Linked DNA regions of Homo sapiens: region 2 is linked to region 1. Evidence: read pairs that join two places in POLR2A ChIA-PET (ENCODE). Cell type or tissue: CD4-positive, alpha-beta T cell. All regions are shown on one strand. Links, peaks and the distances in the headings refer to the core of each region. The heading gives the core; the rest is flanking DNA. Region 1 overlaps CXCR5 (C-X-C motif chemokine receptor 5). Region 2 overlaps DDX6 (DEAD-box helicase 6).

Region 1 (15,225 bases), core at 2,230-10,229:
TTTGGGGCATGTGACCCTGGCCCATGACCAGGCTGTTGTCTGCTGGGTGCCTGTCTAGGCCACATGCTGGTGTGGCCCATCTTGGCACCTGTGTCTATGCAAGGTGCATGTTGCTGTCAAGAGTGTGTGTGTGCACGAGGGCCTCAGGTTTCAGAAGCTTTTCATGTCAAAGAATGGGCACACCGCTCACGCAAATGGTCTGCCCTGTGCTCCCTCTGGGCATGGGATTGGAGGGCTTCCTTCAGCAGCACATGCCCCATGGTATTCAGGATTCCTGATTCCTCAATTTCCCATGAGGCCGGAGCCAACCTTGCTTTATTGCCTCTCTCCATAGTTTGGGGGAGATTGGGGGAGCTAGAACTCCTATGTGTGGGAAGTGGCTTTAACATGTGCCACTCCCGAACCCCCAAAACGTCTGTTTGACACCTCCTGCTGAGATGTGCTGTCAATTCCCAGCACCCCTCAAACCAGCTTCCTCCCATCTTACCCTCTCTGAACGCTGCCAGACAAATACCTCTTGGCAAGGAGGAAGACACAGGCCCCTCCCAAGCCCCCTCTAAATCTGGTTCTCAGGAGATGGGAGCCCTAGGGAGATGTCCCACTGCATTGACTTTAGATGAGCAATAACTCAGTCAGTCTGGAATCTTTGAAGGGCAAGAACTTGTGTGGAGGACAAGCCCAGAAACCCAGGGCTTTCTGGGTCAGACAGGCTGGCTGGACCTAAGCCCTCACCCAGGCACGGCCAAGGTAGGTGGAGTCCAGCCCTGCTGACCGCCCCAGGCCCTGCTTCTCTCCTCCCTGTCTGAACGGCTTGGCTCTGCGTGAAGACTGCTGAATTCCAGTATTAGTCAAGTGGGTGTGCTCAGTGACGGTATTGGAAATAGCTCCCAATAGAGGGAGAGCACTCAAGATAGGATCTAGGATCAAGGCCATCAAGGTTATTGGGAGAAGGCAGAATGCAGAAGATTACGGAGTGAGTCCCTGCAGAGGCACTTGTCTAAGTCTCAGGTTATAAGGGCTCCTGGCCTTCTCTGGGAAACTGCTTTCAGAGCAGGTCAGCACACGTCTGTCCTACGTAAAACACGTGGCCTTGGGAGGGGGACACAGAAGGCCTGCTTCTGAGACCTTGCCATCTGGTTAGAAAGTGTCATCCCAACCCTGGGTGCTGTAATAAATGCACACGCATCATAAGGAGAAGAGAGAATTCCAAGAGGGGAGCCGGGAAGGATGTCTGAAGATGGGATTGAATTCGGCTTTGGAGGAAGGGTGGAAATTAGGCAAATTTGGAAAGAAAGACCTGCTAGACAGAAGGAAAAGGCCAAGCAGAGGTTTGGAGACAGGAATGTGTTGGGGTGTTGGGGAAAGGCCGGGGGGTGGTCTAGAGCAATAATTTATTAATAGAAGACAAAGTTTGAAAGGTCAGAGGAATATACATTTGGGAAGAACATAAAGGCTGTGTTGGGAGGTTAGACGTCTTCCCACAGGTCCATGGTTTTCAAATGAAAGTAGAACCATTTTCTTCAATGAAAGCTTATGTGTGAAGCACTGCACAAGTCAAAAGTGGAGAGCTCTAGTTTAAAGTCAAGGAGGGGAGCCTGGAGCCCCAACACCACTCCCCACTCCAGGGGAACCCTGTGACACACACACAGTCATGGGTACTCTAAAGAAAGTCCTTGGAGCTGGGCACTGTTGTCACATACCTGCAGTCCTAGCTACCCAGAAGGCTGGGGCAGGAGGAGGATCACTTGGGCCCAGGAGGTCAAGGCTGTAGTGTGCTATGGTCACACGTATTAATAGCCACTGCACTCCAGCCTGGGCAACATAGCAAGACACTATCTATCAAAAAACAAAAACAAAGGCGTGTGTTTGGGGGAGAAATTCCATGGAATCCTACTGCATGGGATGTTCTGCAATGAGTTCTAAACTTTATTTTTTAAAAAAATGTTTTGTAGAGATGGGGTCTCGCTATGTCATGCAGGCTGGTCTTGAACTCCTGGCTTCAAGCAATCCTCCCACCTAAGCCTCCCAAAGTGCTGGGAGCCACTGTGCCCAGGAGTTCTGAAATTTAGCGATGTGTGAATGGCACTAAGTTTGGCTTACTCCAATCATTTTCTTTTTTTTTGAGATTGGGTCTTGGTCTGTTACCCAGGCTGGAGCGTAGCAGCATAATCATAGTTCACTGCAGTCCCAAATTCCCTGGCTCAAGTGATCCTCCCGCCTTGTCTTCCCAAAGTGCTGGGATTACAGGCCTGAGCCACCATGCCCAGACTCCAATCAATCTTCTATTGATGAACATGATCACAAATATGACTTTTTCTTATAGCTGACTTTGCTATTAAATGTGAAATTGAGGCCAGGTATGGTAGCTCATGCCTGTAATCCCACCACTTTGGGAGGCCGAGGCGGGGGGATCACTTGAGGTCAGGAGTTTGAGACCAGCCTGGCCAACATGGTGAAACCTTGTCTCTACTAAAAATACAAAAAAATTACCTAGGTGTGGTGGCAGATGCCTGGAATCCCAACTACTTGGGAGGCTGAGGCAGGAGAATTGCTTGAACCCAGGAGGCGGAGGTTGCAGTGAGCCGAGATCGTGCCACTGCACTCCAGCCTGGGCAACAAGAGCAAAACTCCCCCTCAAAAAAAAAAAAAAAAAAAAAGTGAAGTTGAAAAAATAAGATAAAGACAAAAAGCAGAAGAAAACCACTGCTTACAGGTGATGGGGAACCAGTAAAGGACTTTAAACAGAACATTGATGCGATGGGATTTGTGTTTTAGAAAACTTACCCTGTCCTCTGTGCAGGAGGTGGACAGGAGTAGAGAAGCTGGTGGGGATGGGACCCATGGAGAGATGGTCTCCTGAGCATTAGAGTAAAGAGAAGGAAGACCAGACTGAGGCAATGGCAGAGGGATGCTGCGGGAAGGGTTGGCAGATGGCTCTACCCTTGCACTGATGTATCTCCCACACCTCCTTCTCACAGACCCTCATTCCCCCAGAGCCAGAAGGAAAGACCCAGGTTGGAGAATGGGTCTGCTCAGCATTAGGAGTGAGTGTGTGACCCACAACTGTGGCTCCTGAGAGGCAAGAAAGCCCTGTGGCACCCAGTGTGACCATCCCCTCCTTGTGGGGGTGCCTTGCTCTCCTGAAATGGGGGCACCATTAAGCCACCCGGAGCCTGGTGGACAGAGTACCCCATCCCATCCTCTGCCTCCCTGGGTTCATCATTTATAGTATTGCCATTTTGAATCCACATAGGTTGGTTATAATTGGTTTTGAATTGCCTGGGGAGGGGCTTGGGTAGGGAGGGTGGGAAGAACAGAGCTGGGAGGTGAGGAGGAACAGGTGCAGGGGACAGCTGTGAGTGAAAGGTGTGAAAACAGGCACATGTCTTCCTTTGTGGTTAGCTGGGTAAACAACCTGAGTGCTGGGGTGATGGGGGGGGGGTGATGGGGAGAGGAAGAGGAGGATGGGGAGGAGGGAACTTCCGGAGACATCACGGGCACACCCCCTGCACTTGGAGCAGGCTCTCTCCTTCTCTCCTGCCAGTCTCCCCGTGTCGCCCTCACTTTCTCCTGCCTCTCTCTGCCTCTGGGCTTTCTGCTTCTGAGTGCTCCTAGCTGCAGGGAGGTTGCCAGTGATGGGAAGTAGCAGGGAGCCTGCATCTGCTGCCCCTAGAAGGAAGCCCAGGCAGGGTTGTTCAGTGGGAGGTACTGGCTTTGGAAGTAGATAAACGTCGGTTCACACAAACCTGATCTTTAGCAAGACACATCTGTGAAATAGGAATAATATTACATACCTTGAGCGGGTTGTGCATATTGAACCAGATGGGAGGCTATTACTGCCATTTCAGTGATAACAGAGACAGTCAGGAACAGGAAGACCCATGAGGAGGGAGCCCACAGGCCAAGTCAGCACCCGCCCGCCCCTAGTCCCCAGCACAATGCTAAGTTGCAGTGCCCGACTGTTCTGCTCAGAACTGGAACAGATGGGTCCTTGTACCAAGCAGGTCCATTCCCCAAATTGAAGTCCTGTGACTCCAGCCGCCAAGGCTGCAGGCTTCCGTACATGAGGACCCAAAAACACAAGCTGACTTATGGGGTCCAGCCCTCCAGCACTTACAAAGCTCAGCCACCCGCACGCCTCCCTTCATCAGCACCACCACTCTAAGGAATGCGGTCCCTTTGACAGGCGAAAAACTGAAGTTGGAAAAGACAAAGTGATTTGTTCAAAATTGAAATTTGAAACTTGACATTTGGTCAGTGGGCCCTATGTAGGAAAAAACCTCCAAGAGAGCTAGGGTTCCTCTCAGAGAGGAAAGACAGGTCCTTAGGTCCTCACCCTCCCGTCTCCTTGCCCTTGCAGTTCTGGGAACTGGACAGATTGGACAACTATAACGACACCTCCCTGGTGGAAAATCATCTCTGCCCTGCCACAGAGGGGCCCCTCATGGCCTCCTTCAAGGCCGTGTTCGTGCCCGTGGCCTACAGCCTCATCTTCCTCCTGGGCGTGATCGGCAACGTCCTGGTGCTGGTGATCCTGGAGCGGCACCGGCAGACACGCAGTTCCACGGAGACCTTCCTGTTCCACCTGGCCGTGGCCGACCTCCTGCTGGTCTTCATCTTGCCCTTTGCCGTGGCCGAGGGCTCTGTGGGCTGGGTCCTGGGGACCTTCCTCTGCAAAACTGTGATTGCCCTGCACAAAGTCAACTTCTACTGCAGCAGCCTGCTCCTGGCCTGCATCGCCGTGGACCGCTACCTGGCCATTGTCCACGCCGTCCATGCCTACCGCCACCGCCGCCTCCTCTCCATCCACATCACCTGTGGGACCATCTGGCTGGTGGGCTTCCTCCTTGCCTTGCCAGAGATTCTCTTCGCCAAAGTCAGCCAAGGCCATCACAACAACTCCCTGCCACGTTGCACCTTCTCCCAAGAGAACCAAGCAGAAACGCATGCCTGGTTCACCTCCCGATTCCTCTACCATGTGGCGGGATTCCTGCTGCCCATGCTGGTGATGGGCTGGTGCTACGTGGGGGTAGTGCACAGGTTGCGCCAGGCCCAGCGGCGCCCTCAGCGGCAGAAGGCAGTCAGGGTGGCCATCCTGGTGACAAGCATCTTCTTCCTCTGCTGGTCACCCTACCACATCGTCATCTTCCTGGACACCCTGGCGAGGCTGAAGGCCGTGGACAATACCTGCAAGCTGAATGGCTCTCTCCCCGTGGCCATCACCATGTGTGAGTTCCTGGGCCTGGCCCACTGCTGCCTCAACCCCATGCTCTACACTTTCGCCGGCGTGAAGTTCCGCAGTGACCTGTCGCGGCTCCTGACGAAGCTGGGCTGTACCGGCCCTGCCTCCCTGTGCCAGCTCTTCCCTAGCTGGCGCAGGAGCAGTCTCTCTGAGTCAGAGAATGCCACCTCTCTCACCACGTTCTAGGTCCCAGTGTCCCCTTTTATTGCTGCTTTTCCTTGGGGCAGGCAGTGATGCTGGATGCTCCTTCCAACAGGAGCTGGGATCCTAAGGGCTCACCGTGGCTAAGAGTGTCCTAGGAGTATCCTCATTTGGGGTAGCTAGAGGAACCAACCCCCATTTCTAGAACATCCCTGCCAGCTCTTCTGCCGGCCCTGGGGCTAGGCTGGAGCCCAGGGAGCGGAAAGCAGCTCAAAGGCACAGTGAAGGCTGTCCTTACCCATCTGCACCCCCCTGGGCTGAGAGAACCTCACGCACCTCCCATCCTAATCATCCAATGCTCAAGAAACAACTTCTACTTCTGCCCTTGCCAACGGAGAGCGCCTGCCCCTCCCAGAACACACTCCATCAGCTTAGGGGCTGCTGACCTCCACAGCTTCCCCTCTCTCCTCCTGCCCACCTGTCAAACAAAGCCAGAAGCTGAGCACCAGGGGATGAGTGGAGGTTAAGGCTGAGGAAAGGCCAGCTGGCAGCAGAGTGTGGCCTTCGGACAACTCAGTCCCTAAAAACACAGACATTCTGCCAGGCCCCCAAGCCTGCAGTCATCTTGACCAAGCAGGAAGCTCAGACTGGTTGAGTTCAGGTAGCTGCCCCTGGCTCTGACCGAAACAGCGCTGGGTCCACCCCATGTCACCGGATCCTGGGTGGTCTGCAGGCAGGGCTGACTCTAGGTGCCCTTGGAGGCCAGCCAGTGACCTGAGGAAGCGTGAAGGCCGAGAAGCAAGAAAGAAACCCGACAGAGGGAAGAAAAGAGCTTTCTTCCCGAACCCCAAGGAGGGAGATGGATCAATCAAACCCGGCGGTCCCCTCCGCCAGGCGAGATGGGGTGGGGTGGAGAACTCCTAGGGTGGCTGGGTCCAGGGGATGGGAGGTTGTGGGCATTGATGGGGAAGGAGGCTGGCTTGTCCCCTCCTCACTCCCTTCCCATAAGCTATAGACCCGAGGAAACTCAGAGTCGGAACGGAGAAAGGTGGACTGGAAGGGGCCCGTGGGAGTCATCTCAACCATCCCCTCCGTGGCATCACCTTAGGCAGGGAAGTGTAAGAAACACACTGAGGCAGGGAAGTCCCCAGGCCCCAGGAAGCCGTGCCCTGCCCCCGTGAGGATGTCACTCAGATGGAACCGCAGGAAGCTGCTCCGTGCTTGTTTGCTCACCTGGGGTGTGGGAGGCCCGTCCGGCAGTTCTGGGTGCTCCCTACCACCTCCCCAGCCTTTGATCAGGTGGGGAGTCAGGGACCCCTGCCCTTGTCCCACTCAAGCCAAGCAGCCAAGCTCCTTGGGAGGCCCCACTGGGGAAATAACAGCTGTGGCTCACGTGAGAGTGTCTTCACGGCAGGACAACGAGGAAGCCCTAAGACGTCCCTTTTTTCTCTGAGTATCTCCTCGCAAGCTGGGTAATCGATGGGGGAGTCTGAAGCAGATGCAAAGAGGCAAGAGGCTGGATTTTGAATTTTCTTTTTAATAAAAAGGCACCTATAAAACAGGTCAATACAGTACAGGCAGCACAGAGACCCCCGGAACAAGCCTAAAAATTGTTTCAAAATAAAAACCAAGAAGATGTCTTCACATATTGTATTTATATATTTATATTTATATATATATTTATATAATGGTACAAAATGGCTGGGGGTGTGGCCATGGATGGAGGGAAGAGTAGGCTGGCCTGTGGCGTGGGTGGGAGGAGAGGGGACGGAGAGGGCACTCGGCCCGCTGCAATCTGACCCCTCTCTCCTCAGGGCAGGAAACACAGAGTCAGACAGTTTGGGGGGGTCTTGGGCCAGGGGTGGAGGGCTCAAGGGCACAGGGCCCAGGCTGAGGCAGGGCGGGCAAAGCGCCTGGCAGGATGAAGGGCAAGTGGCCCCCCAAACACAGAGGCCCTGGCCATGGACCCTGGGAGGTGACCGGGGTGAGTCAGGGGCCTGTTGTCAGCCCCAGAGGAAGCGCTGGACCTGGCCGATGGTGGGCCGAGAGGACAGCACCAGGCTGGGAGAAGTGGGGCGAGTTCCCTTTGTATTACAGCTGCCAGTGCAAGACCAGGCCCTCCAGGCCAGGAAGGCTAGGGACGGGTCCTGGTAGAAGACACCCTGTCTAGAATGGCCCTTGGTCCTGGAGGTGGGGCGCAAAAGGCCTCAGCCAGGGAACTGCCCTGCCACCTCCCGAGGCAGGAAAGGAAGTGAGAAAAGGAGAAGTTTTTTTACTCCTGGGGCCAAAGTAGGGGGACAAACACCCAGTCGTATATGGCTTCAGCTCTGACCAAAGGCGGATAGGGAGCTCTCCTGGGTAGGAGCAGGGAGCCAAGGGGGAGGCAGTGGCTGTGCCTGGGTGGGCACAGACAGATCTGGTACATGGCCCTGAGCCCTGGGCAGAGGGACAACCTTGCCGGTGAGTGGGCAGGCAGAGAGGAGGCGGCAGGATGCTGTTTCCCCGATTCCATCCTCAGGGAGTGGAGACTGGAGGGGAGGTGCACTGACTCAGATGAACTGTTCTCCCCCTTCTTTGATAAGAAGTAGGTGGCAGCAGCCTCTGGAAAAGTCAGGGCCCTGGAGGTTACCTGGCCCAGGGCTACTACAGCCACAGGCCCCAGTGGCACCATGCCACCCCTTCCATGGCTCCACTCAAGGGGGCCACACAGCCACCGCCTCTTCCTCCTTTCCTTCATCCCAAACTGGGACAAAAGACTTCAAGTTCTGGCTAAGATGTAGCAGCAGCGGATGCCCGGGCATCCAAAGTGGAAAGCCAGGGCCCCGTGTCACCGGTGTGGGCAAACACACATGCACGTGCACACATGTTCTCCCTGAATCACTCAGCAGCAGACAGGCTGCCGCCCTGGGGGTCTCAGCCCTGCTAGGGCTCACCAGGTGGAAGCCTAGGTGGTCTGACCTCAGTTTAGGAGTGGGTCATTTACGTCATCTTACCATTTGGGGACGAGACAGGAATGGTATCCCTTAGGGACCCAGAGACACTGCAAACAGTGGGTGGCCATGTAGGGCTGCATGTCCCTGGGTCCAGGGGAATGGAGGGAGCAATAACTTGAAGAAGGGGGGAAGGGTTTCTTTTATCCTTTTTTTTTTGTGTGACTTCTATCAAAACACAGAAATACAGCACACGCACAAACCAGCACAAAAGCGCAGCGCTCTATTTACAGCTCCGGCTGGCACCTGCCCACCTGGCCAGCCGCCTGCAGGGAGGGGTGGGAGAGGGGTCAGCCACATCAGCAGGGAAAGGATACGAAGCAGGTAAAGACAGAAGGAAAATGGGCGGGTGCGGAGAAACCAAGAGGGAGGTGGAGCTCCAGCAATGCGGACACGAGGAGACAGGAGCAGAAGGGGCTGGGGGAGACCTGACCTGTCCTTCCTCTCTCCCCCCAGATTCCCATCCAGGACTCCAAAAGCATAGCTGAAGGGGGTGTGGCGGGTGCAGGGATGCACGGAAAGAGGTAAAATAGAGAGGCTCCATAGGAATTGGGAGGAGTGGGGGAGGGGCAGTCCTGGTGGCCGAAATGGAACCAACCCCAATGCAAAATCCCCCACCCCACACTGCCACTTCCCCCTAAGCTGCCAGCACATCTGGTTTCCACAAATGCCACTCCCTACACAAGCCCCCTCCCACCCCCTCCACCCCACCCCGCGACCCAGGCCATCCCAACATTGAGGGGAAGAACTTTGTTAAGGTTATCGTATTTGCAACATTGCCCCGGCTCCAGCCCTGGCAGCGACTTCTAGAAGGGCAGGTTGGCCATGCCGCCTGGTGCCGGGAGGTAGCCCATCTGGCTGTCCAGGGACACACTGCGCTGCCGAAGGGGGTGGGACACCATGAGGTTCTGCTGGGGCGGGGGGCCCATGAGGGAGCCCTGCGGGGAGAGCATGTGGGGCGGCTGGCTGTAGACCTCGCCCCCCACGCCCCGCTGCTTCATCAGCATGAAATTCTGCTGGGTCATGAGGCCTTGTGGAGGGGACATGACCCCCTGGTGCAGGCCATGGGGCACCATCCCCTGCTGTGGGGGCACGCCTGTCCTGCCCAGCAAGGACATCTGTCCAGGGTGGCACATGGACATGTTGAGCCCCCGCTGGACGCCCTGCTGGCCTGGGAGGTTGGGAGGCCGAGAGGGAGTCTGCTCCGCCATCATGTTCTGCAGGTTCATGAGATGCAGATTAGGGGGCTGAGCCTTGGGGGGCTGGTTCTCGCTCTTGGGGAAGTACTGGAGGGTGCTGCTTGGCTTCTCAGAGGGGATGATCCTCGACAAGTCGAACTCGGGGATCCCCGTTGGGGTGGGCCGGATCACCTCGCTCAGCTCGGGGTCGTTCAGCACTGATGCCACCCCAGGGAGCACACCCGGTGGGTATGCGTCGCCCATGCGCCCAGCCATGGCTTTGCCCATCAGGTGCTGCTGGGGAGGCATGGGGCCTGGCGGCTGGTTGGGCAGGTCCTCGGGAGGCAGGGCCATGCCTGACGGGTAGTGCTGCTGCAGGCCAGGCCCCCCGCCCCCACCCCCAGTGGGGGCCATGGCACCATGGGGCTGCTGCAGCCGAGGGGGGAAGGGCATCATCTGGGAGGAGCTGGGCACTGGGCCACAGGGGGCATTCAGGGAGTCGGGGCCCCCTGGGGCCATCATCATGGAGTTTTGAGGGGGCCCCCCTGTCCCCTGTGCGTTGGGATGCAGTGGAATGTTGGAGCCCAGAGGGGTGGGGGAGGGCAGCATGGCGGGCGGGGGCTCATGGGACAGGGGCTGCTGGCCTGGCAGGTTCATGCCCATAGGGCTCTGGGCAGCGGCTGAGTTCAGGTGCATCTGGCTGGGCTGGCTGTTGCTGATCCCTGTAGGGAATAGAAGACAGGGGGTCAGGCACGGTGTGCCCAGCTCGGGGAGGGTGCAGGGCTCAGGCCTTCCCCACTCCCAAGCCAGGGGGTGCCAGAGGTCAAAGTCTTCACCACTGGCTTCCCCTGGCTGGGAGGGAAGGGACTGGAGGCATTGATGCTAGAAGCCAAGAGACCAAGTTCTGGCCCAGTTCGCCAGACACACCACCAGGTGTTGGAAAGACCACTCGAGTGCTCTGGGCTGGGTTTCCCTAATGACTCCAGCGAGTGGGAACAGCATCCCGGAGCCTCCACCCCCACACCCAGGGCCTTCAGAGGCACAAAAAAGCCAGCACAACCACAGCTGTGCTCCCCGCTCCCAGTGCCCACACCAGCTGGCCTCCCTGGGGCCCTGGCCTGTCCTCGCACCTGGCCCGGAGCCCTGCGGTGGTGGTGGGGGGGGCAGCAGGGGCCGGTCGGGCAGCAGCTCGTCGTCTGAGGTGGCGATGGTCTTGATGGCATTGTGGTAGAGCGGGGTGGAGCTGGGCATGGCGTACTTGGACATCTGGGTCATCATCAGTGACAGGGGGTTCTGGGAAGGTGTGGGGTCTGGGGAGGAAGTGAATGGTAGGCTGGGGTTCATGAGGCCGCTGGGAGGGTTGGCGGGAGGTGCTGAGGAGCTGCTCCGGGGGCCGCTAGGCGGGAGGGTACCTACAGAAACGGGGAGACAAAGAGAGCAGGGGTGACTGGGGAGGGGCAGATGAGTTTGGCTGTGGATATGGGGAGGTTTAGGAAGCGGTCAGTTCCCCAAATCACCTGGTCCTTCAGACACACCCACAGGCCCCCACTATCTCCAGAGCCCACCAGTCTTCAAGCAATTCCTGCAGCCTCAGGGCCCCAGGCAAGGGGAAGATCCCAGGCCCCAAGTACGATCACTCAAAATGCCTGGGAGACTCACGTGGTACCCCCTGAGAAAGCCCACAAATGTCATCATCTGCCCCATAAGCAGAGCCATCCACCTCTGGGCCCGTGGTACACAGGCCCTTACTCACTCACTGCCCAGCCCCAGCATGGACACACTGCTCAGCGCCTGCCTGCCTGCCTGCCTGCCTGCCTGCGCAATTGACTCACCCTGTTCCATGTTGCTCAGGGTGGTGGAAGAGTTCATGTTGAGAGGCGGCTGCTTGTTCTGGGAGACCCCCGGGCTGGGCATGGCCGTCTTAGGTGAGGCAACCCAGCCTGGAGAAGGCACCGCCATGGAAGGAGACTTGAGCCTGCTGGGCGAGCCAGTGGGTGAACGGACACTGAGGGAGGAGCCGAGGACCTGGGGCGACTTGAGAGGTCCTGGCGGGTTGGCAGAAGGCAAGGGCACCATCTGTGAGGGAGTCTGGGGTGACTTGAGGTTGGCAGAGGGCGAGGTGACCAGGGGTGAGTGCACCTGGCTAAGGGTGGGCGACTTCAAGTGCCCCATGCCCGGTGAGCCCATCTGATTAATACTGATGGTGAGGTCCGAAGGCCGCCTGCCTAGCCCCCGGTTTGGGGCTGAATGCACGGTCCCAGGAGGATTGGACGCAGGGGGCAGAGGCATGTGGCTGAGCCGGGTGGTGCCCACGTTGCTCATGGGCATTGAGCTCTGATCAGGGCTGAACATGTCTTGGGTATTGCCCATGTCCTGGGACATGGCTTGGTAGGGTCCCTGGCCTCCAGAGAATCCCTGCTGGCCCTGGTTGGGAAACTGTGAAGGCATCAGCATCTTCTGCGGGCCGCCCATCACGCCACTGCTGTTCTGGGCCCGAACCCGGGCCATCTCCTCAGGACTGAGGCCCTGGGGCCCCATCAAGTCCCCAGGGCCCCGCATCTTCTGCGACATCAGCATCTGCTGCTGCGGGGTCATCTGCACGTTCAGGTTCATGTTCATGTTCATGTTGACATTCATGTTCATGTTGAGGTTGCCTGGCCCCATGGGTGGGTCCACCTCCCTCAGCCCAGACTGCCCCATGGGAGGGCTCAGGAGGCCCCGGCCTCCACCAAACTCCATGCCCATGGGAGTGCCCGCCAGGCCCTCACCACCAGCCATCTGCCCGGGAAACATGGCAGGATCCATCTGTCGGTGCGCCTGCATCATCCGCTCCATCTCCATGCTCTGTCCCATGCCACTGCCTGCCATGCCCAGGGGGCGCTGCATGCCCATCGACCGCTTCTCCAGCAGCTGGTGCCGCAGCAGCTCCTCACGGACCCGGGGAGTCATGAATCGCTCCGCCTCACCCTGCCCACCTGGGTAGGGCATGGTGTTCTGGGCAAAATTGCTGGGTCCCCCCATAGGGGGCAAGTCTTCGGTCCAGCCCATGCCTGGTCTCACGGGCCTCTGCATGGCATTCATGGGCACCTCCATGGGCATACTCTGCATGCCCCCAAACCCAGGTACCCGTTGTATCTGGTTGCCTGGGAAACGGGGCCCAGGAAAGGGAGGTCCGCCCCGGAGCTGCATGGGATCTTGAACATCCATGGGCCCCCGCAGCTGCGCACCCATTCCAGGTGGCCACTGATCCCCAGGCTTGCTGTGGTAAGGAGGCGGGGGCCCCCTCACCATCATGCCCCCCATGCCCATCATGTCCTGCAGAGGACGGCTCCCATGCAGCCCAATCTGTTCCTCTTTCCGCCGTTTCTCTTCGTAGTACTCCTCCTGCAGCTTGCGCCAGGCCACCTGCTCAGGCGTGAGGCTGTCCTGGCCCAGCCTCTGTATCATCATGTTCATCTGCTGCCCCATGTCCCCACCCGGGGGGTGCCCAGGCACTTCATGCTCCAGCGGGGGGCCCCCTAGGCTCTGTGTCTGTGAAATCATGGACTGCAAGGGTTCCTCATATTTCTTCAGCCCGCTGGGAGGGGCCGTGGGTGGCTGCTGGGGGGGAGGGGGGGCTTGTGCTGGTGGGCCCCCCTCACCCGCTCCTCCTGGGGGCCCCTTGAGGAAGGGCTCAGTCTCTCCGCTGCGGAGCAGCAGTCGCTCAATGTCTCGCAGCGTCTGGAGGGACCGTTCCCGATGCTCCAGCTGCTCTTTGGACAAGCCCTCTGAGCCCACCAGGCTGCGCTGCCCATTTCCAGGGGCGGCTGCCTCCCCCAGCAGGGCAGGGCCGGGGGCACTGCTGGGGTCTCCTCCAGGAGGCAGAGGGTTGTTGGCGGTGGTAGCCGTCGGGGTGTTAGGGTGGGTGCCCCCAGTCCCACCACCTGTGCTGGCAGCTCCCACCGAGTTGGGGGCCAGGTCCTGACTGCTGTCCTCAGGAGGCCCCTCTGGGGGCAGAGCAGGCGGGGCACTGCCAGGGGCCGGGGGTGGCGGCGGCGGCAGTGGAGGTGGCTGGGACTGCGGGGTGCCTGCTGACGGCGTGCTCAGGGGTAGCGGTTCTGGGGTGGGGGGCACTTTAGGGGCCTGCAGAAGGACAAAGAGAGCATGAGACAGGTAAGGGGACGTTCCACCCAGTCCTGCTGCTCACAGAGGCGCCACGCTCACCTGGTCAAGCTTGGCCCGGGGCACGTTCTGCTGGTGGTAGGCGAGGATGGAGTCGGCCCGGCCCTGCAGCACTGCCTCTGCAGCCCTGCACAGAGTGGGGGCACCGACAGCTCAGAGAGGTGAGCAGGAGGGAGCCCCACCCTCACCCACCCCACCCTGCCCCTGCACGGGGCTCCCTCGGAACCCCAGGCTGAGAGGTGCTGGGCAGAGAGAGAGAGAGACTTGGCCTGCCCACCAGGCACTTACGTGTTGGCCAGGTGGGTGGTGAAGACATATACGAACTGCGAGGGAGGCTTTCCGGGGACGCCCCCGCCCCCGCCCCCGCCCCCAGGGGCATCAGGCCGAAGGCCAGGAGGAGGGCCGTGCGGGGCGCCTGGCACGCTGCTCTCGCTGAGGGGCAGTTGGGTGGTTTGGCCGGGACCCAGCTGTGGGGCCGCCATGGCTGGGTCTGCTACATTACAATCTGCAGGAGAGAGGACAGGGAAAGGGGCTAAGTGGTCTAGATACAAGAAGGACCAGCTGATGCCCCCTCCCACTGATGCTCACAGCCTTACAGCTCGTGCCCACAGGGACATTTGATGTCAGTATCTGGTGTTCTCACCAGGCTGGTTTCCACGATGGCAAGAGTGGTGACCATGTGGAGAGCAGGGACAGAGAAAATGTGTCCTCTCCACAGGCTCCCATGGGCCTGGCATTCTGCTGGGGACTTAACAGGTGTGATTTCATCTCATCAACACACCCTGGGAGGAACGTGTCACACACTCCACTTAACAAAGGAGGAAATAAGTTCCTCACCCACAGTTACACAGCCAGTTAGTGCAGAGCCAGAACTGAACCCAGGGCCGGGACTCTGAAGCTCCGCTCTGAGCTGCTGCCCCTCTCACTGGGTAAGTGTATGTGCACACAGTCTAGTGACCCAGTTAGGGAGAAGGCAGAGAGGGTACACAAGCTGATGATCCAAATGATGGATGGTTTTTCACTCTAGCCCCACCACTAACTGACTTTGTGATTTTATGAACCAGACATCCCTCTAAGCCTCGGTTTCTTCATCTATAAAATGTAAAATACTAACCTCCTCCTTGCACAGGGGGCAGGCCAAAGAAATATATTTTTTAACAGTAAGTTTAAATCAATGTCACAGACTAAAAAAATCCATTTGAAAAACAGAGAGCCGGGAGCGGTGTCTCACGCCTGTAATCCCAGCAGTTTGGGCGGTAGAGGCGGGCGGATCACCTGAGGTCATGAGTTCAAGACCAGCCTGGCCAACATGGTGAAACCCCGTCTCTACTAAAAATACAAAAATTAACTGGGCATGGTGGCGCATGGCTGTAATCCCGCTACTCAGGAGGCTGAGACATGAGAATTGCTTGAACTTAGGAGGTGGAAGTTGCAGTGAGCCGAGATCACACCATTGCACTCTAGCCAGGGCGACAGAGCGAGACTGTCTCAAAAAAATAAATAAATAAATAAA
Region 2 (15,225 bases), core at 3,039-11,038, 130 kb before region 1:
ACAAAATATATGATCTGTCATTACAGAATTTCCCCCCTGCCACCCTGAGACAAAATCTTGCTCTGTCACCCAGGCTGGAGTGTAGTGGCACGATCTCTGCTCCCTGCAACCTCCACCTCCCGGGTTCAAGTGATTCTCCTGCCTCGGCCTCCCGAGTAGCTGGGAATGCAGGCATGCACTGCCATAACAGACTAATTTTTGTATTTTTAGTAGAGACGGGGTTTCACCATGTTGCCCAGGCTGGTCTCGAACTCCTGACCTTGTGATCTGCCCGCCTCGGCCCCCCAAAGTGCTGGGATTACAGGCATGAGCCACCATGCCCGACCCGATAGAAATAAATTAAGATATAAGATCTCAAAAATGCAGCTAAGTTACTACAGGTTGAGTATTCCTTACCCAAAATGCTTAGGAACAGAAGTGTTTCAGGTTTTAAATTTTTTCTAATTTTGGAATATGTGCATTACACTTAGTGACTGAGCATCCTTAATTTGAAAATTCAAAATCCAAAGAACATTTCCTTTTAGCATCATGTTCGTGGCTCAAAAGGTTTCAAATTCTGCAGTATTTTGGATTTCAGTTTAGGATACTCAAGCTCTGTTTTGTATATAGAATAATACCGGAATCAATTCAGCTAGCACCAATGGCTATGTCATCATGACACCAAAAACTAAGTGAAAGATGAGGAATTTAATTAAGTTACTATTACAACCTTCTTAAAAAGTCAGTTAATTTACGTAAAACAAATCTTTAATTGATCAACTGAAGAAAGAGCCAAAGGCTTGAAATAATTAGCATAAAGTATATTCACAGATATGAAGATGTAATTACAAATAAAAGCATACTCAAAGGTCACAGGATGGCACTGATTCCAAGTACAGATTTATACTCACCATGAACTTCTGTACACTAAGAGGGAAAGTAGCGGAATATAGTAAAATCTGCCTGTTTTTAGGTAGCGTGAGAATAATATCCTCCATTATCTGCACAAAATCCTGTGACAGCAACTTATCTGCCTGCAGTAGAAAGAAAAGACAATTTTAAAAACAATAAAATAATGTCTAAGGTCTTGGTTAATACATGGTCAAAGAATAAGGCATCATCCAACAAAAGCATCCATGAAATGTTCCTGGTGGAAAACAATAAATTCTCTCCAACACTGCAGAGAGTCAAATATGCAGAAGGGGGCAAAATCTATAATCCCCATCTTCTAGGGGAAAAAAAAAATTCTACACTACACAGACAACCTCCCCCGCTTTCTGTAACAGAATTTAATTAATTTATTTATTTTTAGAGACAGCATTTCACTCTGTCACCCAGCTGGAGTGCAGTGGCATAATCGTATCTCACTGCAGCCTGAACTTCCTGGGCTCAAGTGATCCTCTTGCCTGAGCCTACTGAGTAGCTAGGACTACAGGCACATACCTCCATGCCCAGCTCCACAACAGAATTTTAATGTGATGATTCTCATTAAAGAGGTAGTATGGTGTAGTGTTTAAAAGTACGGGTTCTGGCCGGGCGCGGTGGCTCACGCCTGTAATCCCAGCACTTTGGGAGGCCGAGGCGGGAGAATCACGAGGTCAAGAGTTTGAGACCAGCCTGACCAACATGGTGAAACCCCATCTCTACTAAAAATACAAAAATTAGCTGGACGTGGTGGTACGCACCTATAATCCCAGGTACTCGGGAGGCTGGGGCAGGAGAATCGCTTGAACTTGGGAGGCGGACGCTGCAGTGAGCCAAGATCACACCACTGCACTCCAGCCTAGGCGACAGGGCGAGACTACTCCGTCTCAAAAAAAAAAAAAAAAAAAAAGTAAGGGTTCTGAGGCCGGGTGCAGTGGCTCACGCCTGTAATCCCAGCACTTTGGGAGGACCAGGCGGGCGGATCACCTGAGGTCAGGAGTTCAAGACAAGACTGGTTGATATGGTGAAACCCTGTCTCTACTAAAAATACAAAAATTAGCTGTGCACAGTGGCAAGCGCCTGTAATTCCAACTACTCAGGAGGCTGAGGCAGAAGAACTGCTTGAACCTGGGAGATGGAGGTTGCAGTTGAGCTGAGATCGCACCACTGCACTCCAGCCTGGGCAACAGAGCAAGACTCTGTCTCAAAAAAAAGTACAGGTTCTGGAGCTAAACTGCCAGGTTGAAATCTTGCCTCCTTCATTTCTCAGCTGTGTGGGAATGTTACAGAACTACTCTGTACTTCAGTTTCCACAACTCTAAAATTGTAAAACTATTAAAATTTGGATGTTTACATAATGTAGTAACTACTTTACCGGGATTTAGAAAAAACTTGGCTAAGGCCAGGTGTGGTGGCTCACGCCTGTAATCCCAGCACTCTGGGAGGCTTAGGTGGGCAGATCACTTGAGGTCGGGAGTTTGAGACCAGCCTGACCAACATGGAGAAACCCTGTCTCTGCTAAAAGTACAAAATTAGCCCGGCATGGTGGCACATGCCTGTAATCCCAGCTACTCGGGAGGGCTGAGGCAGGAGAATCGCTTGAACTTGGGAGGTGGAGGTTGCGGTGAGCTGAGATCGCACCACTGCACTCCAAGCGGGGCAACGAGACTCTGTCTCAAAAACAAAACAAAACAAAACAAAAAAGAAAAAACTTGACTTTCAAGTTATCCAGCCACTCCTCTTCTTAAAAATTAAACCTAAACTCTGGCATCTATAAGACAAAAAGCTGAATTCCTATGAATGCCTATCTATTGCATCTGAAGTATAAAACGTATTTTATAAGCAAATTAGAAGTTGGATGTCTACATACTATAGTAACTACTTGACAGGATACCTACCTTATAGGTTTCTTGTAAAAATTAAATGGAAAAAAAAAAAAAAAAACAAACCATGTAAAGCACTTAGTGCTGGTACCCAGTGATTAATAAATGTTCTCTCTCATTACTTAAAGATAAAAGTCTGATTTGAATTAAATCATGTTACCTAAAACACAAACCAGGCCGGGCGTGGTGGCTCATGCCTGTAATCCCAGCAATTTGGGAGGCTGAGGCAGTAGGATCACCTGAGGTCAGGAGTTCGAGACTAGCCTGGCCAACATTGCAAAACCGCGCCTCTACTAAAAATACAAGAATTAGCTGAGCGTGGGTGGTACATAATTGTAATCTCAGCTACTCAGAAGGCTGAGGCATAAGAATCACTTGAAGCGGGGAGGCAGAGGTTGTAGTGAGCCGAGATCACGCCACTGCACTCCAGTCTGGGTGACAGAGTGAGTCTGTCTCAAAAAAAAAAAAATAATAATAATAATAATAAACCTCAACCCAAATGTGAAAATAACCTCATGTCAAAACATTAACAACGCTGATCACTATAGATCCTCCTTGACTTACAATGGGATTATGTTCTGATAAATTCATCCTAAGTTGAAAATATTACCCAAACCTACTGAACATCATCGCTCAGCCTAGCCTCCTTTAAACATGCTCCACTTACCTTAGCTTACAGTTGGGCAAAATCACCTGCAACGCCGTATACTGTAGAGTATCGGCTGTCTGCCCTCAATCATCATGTGGCTGACTGGGAGCTGCAGTTTGCTGCTGATGCCCAGCATCATGGGAGTATCATATAGCATATTACTAACCAGGAAAAATATCAATCTTAAAAATTCAAAGTACAGTTTCTAATGAAAGCTTATCACTTCCACTGAAAAACTGTAAAGTGAACCATCTTAAGTCAGGGACCATCTGTACATGTACAAAACATGGCTAGATCCCAGGACTACAGATTTTAATAAGTTTTTAAAAGGCATTTATAACATGGTGAGATAATACATGTAACAGAGATTAAAAACCAAACAGTACAAAGTAGTATGCACAAAATGAGAAGAGACAATATATATTATATGCTTTTAAAAATTAATCACAGAGCAGAAAGAGACTTAGAATAAATTTGGCATTGAGGTTATTCACTCCTCTACTAAAAAATTAAAACCTAATGTCTGCTATCTCTAAGAAAAAGACAAAATGCTGAATTCCAATGAATGCCTATAATCTACTCCCTCTGACGGGTAAAACACATTTTATAAGCAAATTAATTTAAACTGATTGTTTATGTGTTTATTAGATCATAAACACAAGCAGCTTTTGCTTCATTCACTGGCAGTTATAAGCAAAGCACAGAAAAGTACAGAACAGTATAATGCCAAATGAAGAGACATTACCTCATCCAATACTATCATCTGGACATGATCAACCTTTGCTACTCCTTTCTTAATAAGATCCAGGATTCTCCCAGGGGTAGCAATCACCACGTGCACTATGCAAGATTTAGAAAACATACATTCTCATTAATTTTAATTTGAGCAAAGAGGATAAAGGTTTATAATATTACAGTCCTGAGCTGCTTAATGATAATTCTGAGAAATGCATTGCTATGTGATGGTATAGCCTACTCCATTGTATAGCTCCATTATAATCTTATGGGAACACCGACATACGTGCAGCCGTCACTGACCACAACATTGTATGCAGCACATGACTATCTTTTATTAGAAACAACTAGGCCGGGTGCAGTAGCTCATCCCTGTAATCCCAGTACTTTGGGAGGCCGAGGTGGGTGGATCACATGAGGTCAGGAGTTCGAGACCAGCCTGGCCAACACGGTGAAACCCTGTCTCTACTAAAAATACAAAAATTAGCTGGGTGTGGTGGTGGGAGCCTGTAATCCCAGCTACTCAGGAGGCTGAGGTAGGAGAATCGCTTGAACCCAGGAGGCAGACGTTGCAGTGAGCCGAGATCACACCACTGCACTCTAGCCAGAGCAACAGAGTAAGACTGTGTCTCAAATTAAAAAAAAAAAAAAAAAGAAAGAAAGAGAAGAAACACATTGTGTTATAGAGGTGGAAATAACACAAAAAGGCACAAAGATGTGTTTTAGGATAAAGACTTCCATTTCACCACAGGATGCTTAAAAAATATTTGTTTCACCTCTACATTGGGTGGGGTACAGCTTCCTAAATCACCTGCTGCTTTCAACAGTAGGCATACTTTCTTGTCTTAGGATAATTCTCAATTAATAGCAGAAGGCACACCAGACTTCTGACATAAGAGCAATGCCTCTAATCTAGAGCAGTGAGCCGAGTATTGTTAAAAGGATCAAACAAGATAATTTTTTAAAAACCTATGCAATACAAAGAATGTATCACATAATTATCATATATAATATTCTAACTAAAATCAAGATATAATTTTATATGAGTGATCTCATTCTTGCTGTTTTGTTACCTTTTTCCACTCGGCAATGTATCATGAAACCTCTTCATGAAAATGAATACAGGTCAACTTTACTCTTTAATGACTATGTAGAATCCTATTCAGATTATACCTTAACGTATTTAGTTAGCCAATCTCCTTCTAAGTTGGCCAATTTTTCGGCACGACAATACCACCCCATAGCAAACAACTTTGTACCTACAGCCCTGCATTTACCCAACTTTTTTCTTCAGGAAAGATTCTTAAAAATATACATTTATGGCCGGGCACGGTGGCTCACGCCTGTAATCCCAGCACTTTGGGAGGCTGAGGCAGGTGGATCACGAGGTCAGGAGATCGAGACCATCCTGGCTAATACGGTGAAACCCCGTCTCTACTAAAAACACAAAAATTTAGCCTGGCGTGGTAGCGGGAGCCTGTAATCCCAGCTATTCAGGAGACTGAGACAGGAGAATGGCCTGAACCTGGGAGGCGGAGATTGCAGTGAGTCAAGATTGCGCCTCTGCACTCCAGCCTGGGCAACAGAGCAAGACTCCATCTCCAAAAAAAAAAAAAATATACACACACACACACACATTATATATACATTTATAATTTTAAAATATACTCCCAAATTGCCCATGATAGAGATGTAAGTTTACACCCCCACATTTACAATGTAGCCTATTTGTCCACAAACTCACATTATCGTCTACTAATACTTTTAGCTTTACCAATTAAACAGGTAAAATTATTATAAACTTGCTGTTTTACAATTACTAATAAAGTCAAATATCGTTTTCAATTATGGTAATTTGTCTTTTTCGCTTGAATGCAGTGGTCATTTCCTTTTCTTACTGCAGTATTTCTGTTCCTTAATTCTTAAAAACAATTTTTAATAATTTACTGAAATACTTGTGACTAAAATAACAGAGAGCTACACTACCTTTTAGTAATCATTTCTTACCTGTATCATCAAGCCTCATTATGTCATCTCGTAAATTGGTTCCTCCTGTGGTTGCCATCACTTTGGCCCCTCCCATGTGTTTGCTGACCTGGATGCAAATTTGACTGACCTGTAGAGCAAGTTCTCTAGTGGGAACAATCACCATTGCTGAAACAGTATCAAGGAATATATAAGAAAATATGGGGTGAGGTGGGAGAACATGCTATACATCATTATTTACAAAATTTAAGAAGCTATAGAAATACTGCGCCTTATGATGCAGTGGCTCACACCTGTAACTGCACCTTATGATGCAGTGGCTCACGCCTGTAATCCCAGCACTCTGGGAGGCCAAGGTGGGCAGATCACCTGAGGTCAGGAGTTCGAGAGCAGCCTGACCAACATGGTGAAACCCCATCTGTACTAAAAATACAAAAATTATCCAGGCGTGGTGGCACGCACCTGTAGTCCCACCTACTCAGGAGGCTGAGGCAGGAGAATCACTTGAACCCGGAGGCAGAGGCTGCAGTGAGGCAAGATCGCGCCACTGCACTCCAGCCTGGGCGACAGAGTGAGACTCAGTCTCAAAAGAAAGAAAGAAAAAAAAAATAGCCTAGGCACGGTGGCTCACACCTACCTATAAGCCCAGCACTTTGGGAGGCCAAGGTGGGTGGATCACCTGAGGCCGGGAGTTTGAGACCAGCCTGACCCTATCTCTACTAAAAATACAAAATTAGCTGGGCGTGGGTGGCACATGCCTGTAATCCCAGCTACTTGGGAGGCTGAGGCAGAAGAATCGCTTGAACCCGAGAGGCAGAGATTGTGGTGAGCCGAGATTGTGCCACTGCACTCCAGTCCAGGCAACAAGAGCGAAACTCCGTCTCAAATAAAAAAAAAGAAAAGAAACACTGCCCCTTATAATCTAGATACCGAGATGTATTAAAAAATTGGGCTGGGCAGCACAGTGAGTAACTCATGCCTAGAATCCCAGCACTTTTGGAGGCTGAGGCAGGAGGATCGTTTGAGCTCAGGAGTTTAAGACCAGCCTGGGCAACATAGCAAGACCCCATCTCTACTAAAAAAAAAAATGAAAAAAATTAGCTGGGAATGGTGGCATGTGCCTATAGTCTCAGCTTCTGGGGAGGCTGAGGCAGGAGGATCACATCAGCCTGGGAGATTAAGACTGCATTAAGCTATGATCATGACACCACACTCCAGAATGGGTGACACAGCAAGACTCTGTCTCCCCCGCCAAAAAAATTAAGAAATAAAAATAAAAAGTTGAATCATTACACAGGACATTATGAAAACTCAAATGTACAAATCTCTTTATGAAAAGAGAACCTATTATAGTGTCCCAGATTTAGACTCTCCCTCAGCAATACTATTATATAAATATTAAACTCTTCCTCTTCTTTTTTTTGAGATGGAGTCTTGCTCTGTTGTCCAGGCTGAAGTGCAGTGGCTGCCATCTCGGCCCACTGCAACCTCTGCCTCCCAGGTTCAAGCAATTCTCCTGCCTCAGCCTACTGAGTAACCGCCACCACACCCAGCTAATTTTTTGTATTTTTAGTAGAGACGGGGATTCATCATGTTGGCCCAGCTGGTCTCAAACCCCTGACCTCAAGCAATCCTCCTGCCTTGGCCTCCCAAAGTGCTGGGATTACAGGTGTGAGTCACTGCACCTGGCCTTCTGCTGCTGCTGCTTCTTCGTTTTGAGACAGATCTCGCTCTGTTACCCAGGCTGGAGTGCAGTGACATGATCTTGGCTGACTGCAACCTCCACCTCCCAGGTTCAAGCAATTCTCCTGCCTCAGCCTCCTTGAGTAGCTGGGACTACAGGCACATGTCACCACACCCAGCTAATTTTTGTATTTTTAGTAGAGACAGGGTTTTACCATGTTAGCGAGGCTGGTCTTGAACTCCTGACCTCAGGTGATCTGCCTTGCCTCGGCCTCCCGAAGTGCTGGGATTACAGGCGTGAGCCACCACACCCAGCCAATACTGTTCTTAATTACAAACTTTCAGCATGTTGAGTTCGCAACTATTAGCTCAAAGTTTATTAACAATATTTCTAAAAGCCCCAACTACATTTGAGTCAGATTCACTGTGTAAAATACCTAGGTAGGAAACTCCTGCTACCTAGGCTCTATTTACATCATATGAAAGTGGGAAGAAAAGATAATTACAGATCACGAAAGCTAAAAATGTAAAGTTTCAGAGATGAAATCTTAATTCCATTAACTTACATTGAATATAACTATGAAAATTTTTTATTCCCCACTGCCTAGGCTCTTAAAATCCCAAAATCCACAGCCTTTAAACAGAAGTTCATGTTTCTACAAGGAATTCTGTTAACACTCATCTGCCACAAGAAATAGTTCCATAGTTTATAAGTAGCAATGTCAACTAATTTAACTTCTCATGACCTCAGCCGCCTTTTTTTTTTTTTTTTTTTTTTTGAGTTGAGAGTCTCACTCTGTCACCCAGGCTGGAGTGCAGTGGCACAATCTTGGCTCACTGCAACCTCCACCTCCTGGGTTCCAGTGACTCTCGTGCCTCAGACTTCTGAGTAGCTGGGATTACAGTTGTGCGCCACCATGCCCAGCTAATTTTTGCATTTTTAGTAGAGACAGGGTTTCGCAATGTTGGCCAGGCTGGTCTTAAATATCTGGCCTCAGGTGATCCACCCACTTTGACCTCCCAAAGTGCTGGGATTACAGGCTGTGAGGCACCGTGCCCAGCCTCAGCTTTCCTACCTATAGGGCACTAATACTTATTTTTCCTGTCTCACTGGAATGCTGTCACAAGTGTGTATCATATAAGAATACTCTTAAAACTAGAAATCTCTAAAAAGCTGGGAATCATTTTTAATAAAAAGACCATCATCAGGCTAAAAAAAGAAAAAACCTGAAAAGAAAGAATACAAATTTTAGATAATGTAAATTCTGACTAAAAAAAGAGTATCTTCTACACATGGCTCCAAGGCTGAAACTCCCATTTTTAGTTTAAAAACAAACTTTTATTCAACTAACCTTGTATATTGTCCTTCTTCAGGTCTAGCCGTTCAAGTAAGGGAATGAGGTAGGCACCGCTCTTGCCTGTTCCATTTTTTGCTCTAGCTAAGATATCCCTACCAGATAAAGCAATGGGAATGCTCTCCTCCTAAAAGAGATAAGACAATACAAAATTACTTCTGAATGTAGTACACAAGCAAATTCCTCTCTGAAATACACTGAAGGATACCTCTTTCGGTATTGCTTTAAGTGTCCTAAGTATCCTACATTTGAATTCTACATGAATAGCAGAGATCCAAGTAAATCAGCACGACCAGTCAACATCAACATCATTATAAACCAGTATTTACCAGAACTGCTCACAGAATTTTAAATTGTAACCCAATGTCATAAGAACTGTGTTATGTGTGTATCTGAAGAGAACAACAAAGAAAATGGAGGAACTCAGGCTGACCCATAAATAGCACTTGAAAATACAGACAAAACAAAAGCAAAGCCTCCTTCAAATAAAAATTGGAAAAATGGCCAGGCACAGCAGCTCATGCCTGTAGTCCCAGCACACTGGGAGGCAGAAGTGGGGGATCACTTGAGCCCAGGAGTTCAACACCAGCCCGGGCAACTAGGCAACATGGAAAAACCCCAACTCTACAAAAATTACAGAAAGTAGCTGGGTGTGGTGGTGGGTGTCCATAAACCTTGAGAGGCTGAGCCAGGAGGTCAAGGGTGAAGTGAGCCATGATTGCACCACTGTACTCCAGCATGAAAGAGACCTCGTCTCATCTCAAAAAAAAAAAAAAAAAAAAAAGGCTAGATACAGTGGCTCACATCTGTAATCCCACCATTATGGGAGGCCAAAGCAAAACGATCACTTGAGCCCAGGAGTTTGAGAACAGCTTAGGCAAAATGGTGAGACCCCATCTCTACAAAAATTTTTAAAGGAAAAAACAAAAACAATTCCAAGGTAAGACTATATATATTTTGAGACTAGCACACCAATTTGACCACAGTGAAAAATTGTAGCTTGGACACCTCATCCCTGCAACAAAACACGAATAGGCTGGGAAAGTTTAACCTCAGGTCCTATTTGTCATTTATTTATATAATAAGTAAATCTCCAATGTCTGTCCCACAGCCTACTTCTCTGTTCTGTAATGTGCTCTCTATTGAAGGTTCAATTCTATTGCAGCTACCTCAAATACGGTCACATCACTAAAGGTGACCTCTCATTTTAATATTTGGCTTACTTTGTTATCTATTTTGCAAATAATAACAGTAGTTCATACTAACTTAAATTTCCCAGACAACAGCAAAGGATTCCCAAAAGTTACTTAAAAATAAATAGACATATACAAAGAGAGGTCAGGAGTTCAAGAACAGCCTGGGCAACATGGCAAGCACCCCCACTCTTTGCAAAAACAAAACAAACAACAACAACAAACTATAAAATACAATAGATCGTTGAAAAAGCTTGATCGTTGAAAAATTGTTAAAAGGAAATTATGTGGAATTTTTTTTTTTGAGACAGAGTCTCGCTCTGTCGCCCAGGCTGGAGTGCAGTGGCACAATCTCGGCTCACTGCAAGCTCTGGCTCCCGGGTTCACGCCATTCTCCTGCCTCAGCTTCCTGAGTAGCTGGGACTACAGGTGCCCGCCACCACACCCGGCTAATTTTTTTTTTGTATTTTTAGTAGAGACGGGGTTTCACCGTGTTAGCCAGGATGGTGTTGATCTCCTGACCTCGTGATCCACCCGCTTTGGCCTCCCAAAGTGCTGGGATTACAGGCGTGAGCCAGCGCGCCGGGCCATGATGTGGAATTTTAATTTTTTTTCTTTTTTTTTTGAGACAGAGTTTCGCTCTTGTCACTCAGGCTGGAGTACAATGGTGCGATCTTGGCTCACTGCAACTTTCGCCTCCTGGTTCAGGCGATTCTCCTGCCTCAGCCTCCCGAGCAGCTTAGATTAACGGCGTGTGCCACCACACCCAGCTAATTCTTGTATTTTTAGTAGAGACGGGGTGTTTCACCATGTTGGCCAGGCTGGTCTTGAACTCATGACCTCAGATGATCCACCGACCTCGGCCTCCCAAAGTGTTGGGATTACAGGCATGAGCCACTGTGTCTGGCCTGAATTTTTAATTTCTAAAACTAAGATACTAGGAACCAAATTCACAGTCACTGACATTTGTCCCTTCTATGCCTGGGCTAACGACAAAAACAAACAAACAAACAAAAAACAGCTTTAGCCCTTTAAAGCTGCTATTGGTAGAAATGACTAAATAAGCAGGATGACTTCCATCTCCCACGACAACACTCTTTCTACCTAGAGCTCCAATCACAGGATATAAATGGGTTCCATATGGTCAGAACAACACAGCTGCCAGAACAACTGTGAAAATATTGTTGTTGGCTGGGAACGATGGCTCATGTCTGTAATCCCAGCACTTTGGGAGGCTGAGGTAGGCAGATCACCTGAGGTCAGGAGTTCGAGACCAGCCTGGCCAACATGGTGAAACCCCATCTCTGTTAAAAATACAAAAATGGTCATGGTGCGCACCTGTAGTCCCAGCTACTTGGGAGCCTGAGGTAGGAGAACTGCTTGAGCCCAGGAGGAGGAGGTTGCAGTGGGCCAAGATTGCGCCACTGCACTCCAGCCTGGGCAATGGAGCAAGACTCAGTCTCACAAAAAAAAAAAAAAAGAGAGAGAAAAGAAAAGAAAATACTGTTGTCTTGTTCTTACAGCCAGCATTAAAGACTCTGCTTATTAAGGTAAAGCAAACAAAGAAGAAAACCTTGGCTTTAACCCTTTGGTCTTAAATTTCTTCCCTCATCACAGATAAGTGAACCATTATTTCCAGTTGTTCCAGAGGCTCCCATTACCCTGTCACCTCAGGTTTTCTCTTTTGTGGTTCTGTGGTGCCAGTAGTCTGTAGTTTTTAACAGGCTGCCTGCACACTACTCAGTTTTACAGTATTGAAAAAGTAAGATAGGTGGTCTCTGATGGTCTCATAACGACTTGCTGGGTCAGGTTCTTTAAAGTGTAAACCTTTTTTTCAATCAAGTGAGGCAGAACAGAATTAGACTAGAGGTATCCTAATCCCCCTTTTCAGTTCATCTTTTGACTGACTTGATTAAGGCCATTGACTTCTATTCCTTTGCCCTCTTTGACAGGGATTATACCCTACAAAAACTGTTCAAGGATAAAGCTTTAACAAAGTACATGTGATAGACTGTAAGTTAAGACACCCTGATATTTTGCCTTATATGATGGCCATTATGATTAACAGTCAGTGAATTCAGCACATCCACACTGCCTCTTACCAGTGTTTCTCAGGAAATAATGAAAAGCAAGAGAATTCAAGTCAAGTTCAAAAAGCTGTGAAATACAAGAGGAAATTATGAGGAACTGCCAGGGAGAAGGCAAAGGAGGAAGGAAACGAAAACTTTTTTTAAAACTTACTATGTGCTCAGCACAACTTTCAAGTTAGGTACTTTGTTTTACAACTGACAAAATGGATCCTAAACAGGATTAGTTTGCCCAAGGTCACAAAGCAAGAAATGCTTTAGCCAGTATTTGAACTTAGATCTGCACATAACATGTAGGCAAGAAGTTGGAGAAAATGGAACTCTCATACACTGCTAGTGGGAATGTACAGCTACGCTGGAAACCAGCCTTGCAGTTCCTCAAAAGGTTAAAAAGAGTTACCATATGAACTAGCAATTCTAGGTATACAGCGAAGAGAAATAAAAACATCTCCACACAAAAACCTGCACCTGAATTTTCATAGCAGCATTATCCTTAATAGCCAGTTCCTTCTATGTTTTTTTTTATAATAGTACAAACTTTATTCATAAATAAAACTTCATAAGGTTAAAGCAGGGTCAGTTCCTATTTTAAAAAGGGAACAGGGGAAGGCAGCCTGCTATTTTATTTAAAATCACAAGTTAGGTTTTTCAGACGGATGACAGTTGAGATCATTAAATCCCCTTCCTACTTCTCAGATTTTCACAAAATAGCACATTAAATCCTCAGTCCTTGGAAAACAACCCCAAATGTCTACCAACTGATGACTGGATAAATCAGAAGTAATAGAGCCATACAATAAAATATTATTCAGGAAAAAGGAATGGAATATTGATACAAGCTACAACACAGATGAACTCGGAAAACATTACGCTAAGTCAAAGAAGCCAGTCACAAAAAAAACACATACTATAGGATTCTATTTATATGACATGTCCAGACTAGGCAAAGCTAGAATGACAGAAAGTATACCAGTGGTTGTTTAGGGGTGTGGGAAAATGAGGTGTGACTGCTAAAAGGGTTTCTTTTGTGGGACTGATCAAAATGTTCTAAAATTTATTGTGGTAATGGTTGCAGAACTCTAAATGCACTAAAAAGCATTAAATTGTATACTTTTGATGTGTGATGTCATTTATATCTCAATAAAGCTATTACCCCCAAAAAACAAAACCCCAAAAAACCAACCCCACAAGCTTAGGGCTGACATCTGCCACCTTAGGTCTCCAAATTCACATTCACTGTAACGTTTAGATAATGACTGAAGAGTATTTGTTGTGTTTTGGTTACTCTAGTATCCCTTTACTAAGTAACACCCCAATTTCCTTCTAAGGAATTACATATGCCCTGGTCTCCCCTGTCCCAACAGACCAAGCCTCACCAATTTTCTAAGCCAAGTGGTAGACACATAGCCCACACTGGGCCAGCGGAATGTTGCCTCCTAAGAATCTAAATTGTTATAGTGCATCCATTACAGCTTCCTAAGTCCTTCAGAGCTATCTCAATTCTTAGTCATTTCCAAGTATGTTTCTCTAGCCTTCTCAATCTTGTGAATTCCCGTTATTTTTCCAATAAATTTCCTTTTGCTTAAGTTAGATCGAGTTGGTTTCTGATGCCTATAATTAAAGAATGGTTTATTTTCCAATCTCCTAGCATTGAGAGGCATTTTACAAAAGTGTGGTACCAACAAAAGCTCAACATCACCCAACTAGCTGCATTTACACTGACTGCTTCCTCTTATTTTCCAAACCTTAATTTCCAAGAGGGAAAAAAAACCTATGGTTAAAGGCCGGGCGCGGTGGCTCACGCCTGTAATCCCAACACTTTGGGAGGCCGAGGTGGGCAGACCATGAGGTCAGGAGATGGAGACCATCCTGGCTAACATGGTGAAACCCCGTCTCTACTAAAAAAATACAAAAAAATTAGCCGGGCGTGGTGGCAGGCGCCTGCAGTCCCAGCCACTTGGGAGGCTGAGGTAGGGGAATGGCGTGAACCCAGGAGGCAGAACTTGCAGTGAGCCAAGATTGCACCACTGCACTCCAGCCTGGGCGACAGAGCGAGACTCTGTCTCAAAACAAAATAAAACAAAACAAAAAAACAACCTATGGTTACTCCAGACGAGGTAGCAATGATTGTTACAAATGTCCCCTGCTTAACAGGAAAAAAAAAAAGGGAGATGGTAATTTCTAATTATATCTCTAATTTAGGCTGGGGATGGTGGCTCACACCTGTAATCTCAACCCTCTGCAAGGCTGAGGCAGGAGAACTGCTTGAGGCCAGGAGTTCAAGACCAGCCAGTGTGACAAACTGAGACTCTGTCTCCCCGACCCCACCCAAAAAGAAAACAAAACAAAACACACACCAAAAAAAAAAACAAAACAAACAAACAAAAAAAACCTTTGAGTTTTTAGGAAATATTTTTTTCAATCATGATAAACCGATTGTTAGCAGGAAGAATGACTTATTTACAGGATTCAGAATGCTATAATTCCTAACTATAAATAGTAAACTATTAATCCTCATTAGACCTTAGCTGACCTGGCACAAAATTTTGTTGCCAACAGTACGGAGCTTCCATGTTTCCCTCAATAATCAACTACTTCTCATTTCTTCACCTTCTTAGAGTTTCGAAAAAGTCTTCAAGAGGTGTTCCCAGGGTTTAGAAGCAACGAGAGAGGCCATCTTTCTCAATCATAACCCCAAAGTTAATATAAAGTTTCAAATAATGCTAAGCAGACAAAAACAGTATATTCTTA

What was found. ChIA-PET counts read pairs that join two places held together with the same protein. Peaks named below come from ENCODE experiments on the same cell type or tissue, not always from the same donor. Only the 100,000 strongest peaks of a DNase experiment are listed, where the experiment ranks them.
Region 2: POLR2A ChIA-PET joins it to region 1 with 10 read pairs; 10 of 35 experiments call an interaction of 5 or more read pairs at or near these places.

The regions. Positions count from the first base shown.
Region 1 is chr11:118,889,236-118,904,460 of GRCh38, forward strand. It overlaps CXCR5 (C-X-C motif chemokine receptor 5), which reads left to right. Exons shown (of 2, transcript NM_001716.5): 2 at 4,361-8,552. The coding sequence ends at 5,428. It overlaps BCL9L (BCL9 like), which reads right to left. Exons shown (of 10, transcript NM_001378213.1): 6 at 14,001-14,217; 7 at 13,755-13,839; 8 at 11,384-13,673; 9 at 10,682-10,963; 10 at 6,901-10,273. The coding sequence ends at 9,180. Among named protein-coding and RNA genes, the nearest start is that of CXCR5, 13 kb to the left of the region's middle. RefSeq lists enhancers at 6,529-7,287, 8,907-9,414. In CD4-positive, alpha-beta T cell, for the core only: no CTCF peak of the experiment used is centred there; DNase peaks (open chromatin) are centred at 3,426, 6,556, 7,380, 9,606 and 1 weaker place; H3K4me3 peaks cover 1,448 bases; H3K27ac peaks cover 4,841 bases.
Region 2 is chr11:118,759,032-118,774,256 of GRCh38, forward strand. It overlaps DDX6 (DEAD-box helicase 6), which reads right to left. Exons shown (of 14, transcript NM_004397.6): 5 at 9,192-9,321; 6 at 6,178-6,324; 7 at 4,181-4,275; 8 at 891-1,013. Among named protein-coding and RNA genes, the nearest start is that of DDX6, 25 kb to the right of the region's middle. In CD4-positive, alpha-beta T cell, for the core only: no CTCF peak of the experiment used is centred there; no DNase peak of the experiment used is centred there.